Linked DNA regions of Homo sapiens: region 1 is linked to region 2. Evidence: chromatin contacts called from ENCODE Hi-C or POLR2A ChIA-PET data. All regions are on one chromosome and are shown on one strand. The core of a region is the stretch at or near the end of the contact, and the rest is flanking DNA. Distances in the headings are between cores, read along the strand shown.

Evidence for each region. Hi-C counts contacts between places; a loop is a spot of excess contacts on that map. ChIA-PET counts read pairs that join two places held with the same protein, here RNA polymerase II (POLR2A).
Region 1: a loop to region 2 is called in a map of DLD1, with 4 times the contacts of the local background. The contact joins the promoter of COPS8-DT here to the enhancer-like site in region 2. A Hi-C loop is called at or near these places in 1 of 168 maps with a recorded cell type or tissue (DLD1). POLR2A ChIA-PET finds 5 or more read pairs at or near these places in 1 of 52 experiments (AG04450).

What each region holds. Positions count from the first base shown.
Region 1 is chr2:237,083,525-237,087,070 of GRCh38, forward strand. COPS8-DT (COPS8 divergent transcript) reads right to left here and starts at 2,297. Exons shown (of 3, transcript NR_187934.1): 1 at 632-2,297. It overlaps COPS8 (COP9 signalosome subunit 8), which reads left to right and starts at 2,365. Exons shown (of 8, transcript NM_006710.5): 1 at 2,365-2,518. The coding sequence starts at 2,441. RefSeq lists enhancers at 1,411-2,305, 1,946-2,495, 2,306-3,200.
Region 2 is chr2:237,234,647-237,237,760 of GRCh38, forward strand. It overlaps LOC105373953 (a long non-coding RNA gene), which reads left to right. Exons shown (of 6, transcript XR_924035.3): 4 at 462-633. Among named protein-coding and RNA genes, the nearest start is that of COPS8, 150 kb to the left of the region's middle. Within about 2 kb of position 1,270, at least 12 of the 41 ENCODE cell types and tissues checked have a DNase peak (open chromatin) inside an H3K27ac peak, as active enhancers do.

The DNA.
Region 1 (3,546 bases), core at 1,047-3,546, 150 kb before region 2:
CAAGATCTCTCTAGTTCTGCTAACTACTTATGTGCCCTTCTATTTAATGTTGGCAGTTCCTTGAGGAACACACAAGTGTTTTTTTTTTTCTTTACATTTCATTCAGGGAATTACTAAACAATCATTTCCACACAGAGATGTTGTGGATTACGCCAAAAAAAAAAAAAAAATCAAGGATGGCTGTCTCTGTCTTGAAATGCTTAATAATTTTATCTGTAAACTTGTGGTTTGTAAGTGAGGTCCATTAAGACAATGGAGCATGAGCCAGGGAAACGGGCCTCTACGTGTGGCCACTGATGTTCCATACAGCATTCATAATGCACCATGCACACTGAATTCCCTGTGGACCCCTGATGTTGCGAGGCCAGCAAGACTCAAAGTGAGCACAAGGTACTCGTGCTGTATCTACAACTGAGGGAGCTGGGTGCTGACACCCCAAAAGGCCGCACTTTTCCCCTTAAGAGAGTAAACTTGTTTCGAAGGCAGAAAGAAGGCAATGGTGTCTTAAGAAGCATGAAGAAACCATATTGTATGAGTCATGGTTCTCTAGAGGGACAGAACTAATAGGATATATATATTTATATATATATATATAGAGAGAGAGAGAGGAGTTTATTAAGTATTAACTCACATGATCACAAGTCCCACAATGGGCAGTCTTCAAGCTGAGGAACAAGGAGAGCCAGTCCAAGTCCCAAACTGAAGAACTTGGAGTCTGATGTTCGAGGGCAGGAAGCATCCAGCGTGGGAGAAAGATGTAGGCTGGCAGGCTAGGCCAGTCTCTCTTTTCGCATTTTTCTGTCTGCTTTACATTTCTAGCTGCACTGGCATCTGATTAGATGGTGTCCATCTAGATTAACAGTGGGTCGAACTTTCCCAGCCCACTGACTCAAATGTTAATCTCCTTTGGCAACACCCTCACAGACACACCCAGGATCAATACTTTGCATCCTTCAATCCAATCAAGTTGACAGTCAGTATTAACCATCACTCATATCATATATTTTCTTATTCATGCACTTCTTTATATTAGACACCTGATCATGCCAAAAGGCCAGTCCATAGTTCTTTTGCTTTTCAGTCCTTCCTTACGCATCGGTGAGTCCCAGGTCGAGAGTAGAGGTAGAATTCGTGCACGTAAAGTGCGATGAAAACGGGCAAGTTCACTTTGTGCAGCATCTGTTTTTACCAGCGTGGTTCTGGTAAAAACAAAATCTATATGCATGTATAAGCTATGAAGTACAAATTGCATAATTTCTGTGATTCCACATATGAGATCAGTGCACTTATATTAGTATTTAAAACTGGCATTGCACAACGTAAAGATGGATGGTGAACTTCATGCTAACAATTTAAATCTAAATTTTTCTTGGAATGATATTAAATAACACATAAAAACACTATGAAAAGAGAGAAACTGAGAGGAAAGAGAAAGTTTTATATTTTATGACCTCAGAGGCACTTTCTTTCTGTTTTTTGAACAAGGAAGCTCCGCACTTTTCTCTGAGCTCCACAAATTATGCAGCCAGCCTTGCAGCAGGCAACACATCAAAGCCTCTTTCCTGGGGGTCTAGTGAGGGATGTAAAACACAAATATGTTAATAATATACAATATAATGTCACTAACAGTAAGTGCTGTGCTAAACAAAAGCCAGGATGGCTACAGCAAGCCGGAGGGGAGCTGAGAATTAGATGTAAATTCTGAGGGATGGGAAGGGCCCTAGATTTTAGGGCGTTGTGCAGAAGAGTAACCAGATCTGCTCTACGTTTCAGGAAAGGAAAAAAAAATTCCCTCTGGCTGCGGTTCCGAGAATAGCCTGGAAGGAGGCAGGGGTCCCGGCTGGAGAAGCGTGGCTCCGGGGTGGGGCGTGCAGGGCTAGCCCGGGCGGGGGACGCTGCCCAACAAGCAGGTTTGCGGAGACTCACACCTTAGATTCTGAGTTTTTAAGCTTGTTTCCTCAGAGCAGGGAACTCACGAACGTTTCGTGAGCACCTACGGTATGCAGGGTACGGTGCGGAGCCCTAGCGTCACTGACGACCGGGACAGCCGAGCAGCTGCAGGATCCGTCGTGTTCCCCAGCAATTTTAATATTTAAAAATTCGTTACTGTTGCTGTTACTTGTTTTCTATGTATTGGATGTCTTCGTGAAGAACCCTCAAAAGTGCAACGAACTCCTCCCTGCCAGAGGGCGGCCGCGCGCTCTGAGTACAGCTTCCCGCGGAGCCGGCCAGGTCCTCCAGGGCACCGAGAAAGCCGGCCAGAACGGCGGCGCCCTATCCCGGCCGCAGCGATGTCTGACGGCGCCCCGGAACTGACGGTCTGGTACGCAGGGGCGCTCGGCGGCAACGGCGGCTTTAAACGTCATCGCGGGCGCGACGCCTGAGGGACAGTCTGGGGTTTGGCTGTCCGGACGGTGCAGCGGCGAGGCCGGCCGCGAAGATGCCAGTGGCGGTGATGGCGGAAAGCGCCTTTAGTTTCAAAAAGTTGCTGGATCAGTGCGAGAACCAGGAGCTCGAGGTAACCCTTTGCGTCGCGCTGGGAGAAACTGCGGAGTAGTCTTAGGCCCTGGGGCGGCACCAGTTTCCAGGGTAACGGGGTCTGAGGCTAGCGGGCTTTGGGAGCTCACGGGGCGGGCGTGGGAGGTGGACGTGTGGATCCCTGACCGCCGCAACCTGCTCCGACCGGGCCCGGTCTCCCCGAACTCGCCGGGACCTTTTTGTTATGTGTCTTCAGCTTGTGAGCCCGAAAACCCTGTGCGTCTTTGCTCCAGCACCTACCGATGAGCTCATATTAATTAGGCATCTTTCCTTCCCAGTATCGGGTTGGGAGAGGGTAGTAAAGTGGGTTTTATTAAAGATCTTGGTATACACACACACACTAACACACACACCGCAACTCACACGCACACCAAGAAAAATGTGACCATTGTAACCTTTTTTTAACTCACAAAGCCTTTCTCGTAATGTTGTCAAGTTAGCTTGCCATTTTGTCTTCAGTAAGACAGATGAAAGTTATGCAGCTGTTAAAGTTAATGTTTTTCTTAGACACTTAAAAAGGGTTTATATCATTAGTTTTAAAATTAAATAAAGGAGACAACATCCAGAAGCAGCAGCTCACTAATAGATAATAGATACTTTCCAGTTGAGTTAAAATGGAAAGAATTGTCTTTGCAACGCAGCTGTGGTGATTTTCTGTCTCTTATTCAGGACGCTTGATGTAATGGGCAGAATCAGAATGCTTCAGGAATCTGTCGAATTTGTTTCTTATAATAGTAAGATCATTTAAATGGGAATTTGAGAACTGGGGAAGGGGATCCACTTACATATTCTTGAATGTATAAAGAAACTGAAGCCCAAAGGGAGATAAATCAAAGCTGATGACGAATATAAACTTAATACTCAGAATTTTCGTGTTTGATACTTCTCTAAGCTGTTTCTAAATCTATAATAGGACTATAAGATTACTTATAGTCTTAGACTAAAAAGGCTTACTTTTAAAATTAGCATTTATAAAATATTATTTTAAAAATGAAAGTTAAAGGGTAA
Region 2 (3,114 bases), core at 20-2,519:
CTTGTTGCACAAGCCTAAATATTGTAGCAAATGGGGAACCCGTGCATCAGCTGTGAGCTTACTCCATATGTTGCATTCCGGGGTACAACACCCCTAAATAAGTAGAAGACTTGGTCCTTTAATAGGTGCATAATTCTGGTATGCCAGATGTTCCCTGGCGATGTGATATATGGTAAGACCAGCAGATTCGTAAAATAGGTCTTCTGGTCCAAAGCCATGGTTTGTAGAATTGCATGTCAGTAAACAGGCATTCAGTAAACTCTAGAATGGCAGTTGTCAGAGGACAAGTGACAGACCAAGTCTACTGCAGTTCACCCACTGGGATGATTCCCTTCAACCGTTATTCTTTAGGGGCACCCTGATTATGGCCACTGTGTGAAAACAGTCCATTCTTGGCTCCCCCAGCATTTCTAGTCAACCCATCTTAGAAGCAAGTCTGAGTTATTTTTTTTATGCATCAGGTGATTAGGACCTGATGAAATTAGGTCCCGGCACAGGGAGGTGGATGAAAGTGAACTGAGAAGCATCTGGACCACTTCTTCTTGCATTTTGGTGCCTTCTGGACCTGCTCCCATACGTACCCCTACCATCATCCAATGGATTGCTACAGCATTCACTGAATCTGATGACTTGGTGAGTCTGACACTTCCCACTTCATAATGGATGGTTTGTCCACAGTCACTTAATACCCCAAGACCAGATGCTCTGGCCCTACTAAGGCCCAGTAGCATGCCAGGAACTTCTCTTCAAATGGGGAATACCTGTGAGCCACAGAAGGCACAGCTTTGTTCCAGGACTCCAGTGGTCGACACTGCAACTCACCTATTGGGCTTGTAACAACCACAACTCCACATTCTTTTCCACCACAAGCTTTGGATCTGCAGCGTCAGATAGCCTGAAGTGTAGGGCAGCCTGACCTGTGAACATGCTGCAGAGCCGACTCTAGTTCTGGGCTTTACTCCAAACTGGCAGCCTTGCAGATCCCTCAGTACATAGGTCAAGGCAGTGTTCAGCACAGTGTAAATGGCTTTCAATTCCAAAGAGAACAACATAGCTTTTTGCCTCTTTGATGGTGGTAGGGGGTGTGAGATACAATAATTTTTTATTGGGAAGAGATCACAGCATGTCCTAGACTAGTGACCCCCTTAAAATGTCATCAATGTGAGAGACTCCTGACTCTTTGTAGGTTTTATCTTCCACTATCTGGTACAAATGTGTCTTACGAAGGCATCCAGAGTACTTGTCATTTTCTGCCCACCAACTGGAATTAACATTATGACTCATATAAGGGACTAGTGTATCATACTATGGGTTGCCAAGATGATCAAAGCCCCTGCTTACTTTTTTGTCACAGAAAGCAGGAGAGTTAATATAGCCCTGGGATAAAGGGCTAGCGTGGTGAATACATGACTCCATGCGTTTGTCAAAACCTATAAAAATGGACACCACAAAGTGAATTTTAATGTATATACATTTTTCTAAAATCAGCTACAATGTTCAGGGACCCAAAAATGGAATATACACAGAGAAAAAGTAAATGTACCTAACTTTATTATAAATAAATAGTATAACCACACTGGAAGGGATGAGGAAGAAAAGAACTAACCTAGATAATGCCAAAAAAATTTATTAAGACTAAGAACAAAATCTACACACAAATAGAGTACTCTAGTTAGTACATTTGTTTTTCACAAGAGAATGAGTCACTACTCTGAAACCATACTATGAGTAGGGAACAAATATGTAAATAAAGTACAGAAAAAGGGAGCCACATGTCTTACTGTCAGAGAAATTAGTTACGAATACAAAGAGGTGACAGCTAGAATCATCTTTCGGCTATTCTATTGGAATTGGAGGCATCAGTATGAACTCATGGATTTTTAATGGATAGATAAGTATAGAGGGACAATGGTGCTGATGAAGATAGATAGGCAAAATAAATATAGATGTGTGTTTATGCATGAATGTGTGCACAAACATACATTCCCTAACTTTGAACTGAATGGGAAGAGACTAAAAGCAGTGGCACCACAGGGCCAATGAGCATATCTAGCACCCAGATCTTGAGTTCTAAATACTGTTCTCCAACAAAATAATCCCGGGAAAGTGGTTGATTTCAGGACTGGTTGATGAGCCTAGAGCTGATAAGATGACAGATATAAGAAACGGATCAAAAAGGGACAGGGACAGGTCCATTGGGCACAGACGCCAACCTGAAAGAACCCCCAATGGACGAATATTTGAGCAAATATTAAGAGTAATAGCAATAATTATATCCATGGGTCTATGCTGATATAAATAATTTAATAAATAAATTAGTTAATTAATTGGGGACCACTCTTAAAGAATTCCAGCTGGTAAATGTATAAGGATTGAAGGAAATATATAATCACCATTAGAACAACATGATAGGATGTGTTGCAGGCAAGATCCACTGATGAATGCTGAAATTAGTATTTCAAAGTTTGAAGAGAAACAAGCTTTTTGCATTGTCTAAAAATATCAACCAGAGTTCCGAAGCTGAACTCTTATTGCATGAGGATCAAGCTGTGAACCTTGCAGGGTGTGGCCCACCATGGTGCTGAGTCCTTTGGAAGCCTAGGCAGGTCTTCCACTGCCCCGACACCAGCATCTATTCCTCCAAATATCAGGAAACAATTTTCCCCAGTTGCCACCACTATAGCCCTGGCAGGGAAAAGAACAAACCTAACTCCACTCTTATGGCTTTCCATGGAGATGCTAAGTTATAGGTCTTTGAGCAACCCAGATGAGCAGCATTTTTGGTTTCAAGGCTGGCAGAGAAGTAATGTGGCAGGACCCCCTTCCTGCAAGCCAGTAACCTCGTTCTTAGACTCCCCACAAGATTTCTGACTTAGTAGCTTGTTTGCCTGTGCCTTCTTCCCAGAGGTTGTCAAACACTTAAAAACTGCAGTGTGGGCCGGGCATGGTGGCTCATGCCTGTAATCCCAGCACTTTGGGAGATGGAGGCAGGCGGATCACGAGGTCAGGAGGTCGAGACCATCTTGGCTAACATGGTAAAACCCCGTCTCTACTAAAAACACAAAAAAATTAGCCGGGCATGGTGGTGGGCGCCTGTAGTCCCAGCTACTCAGG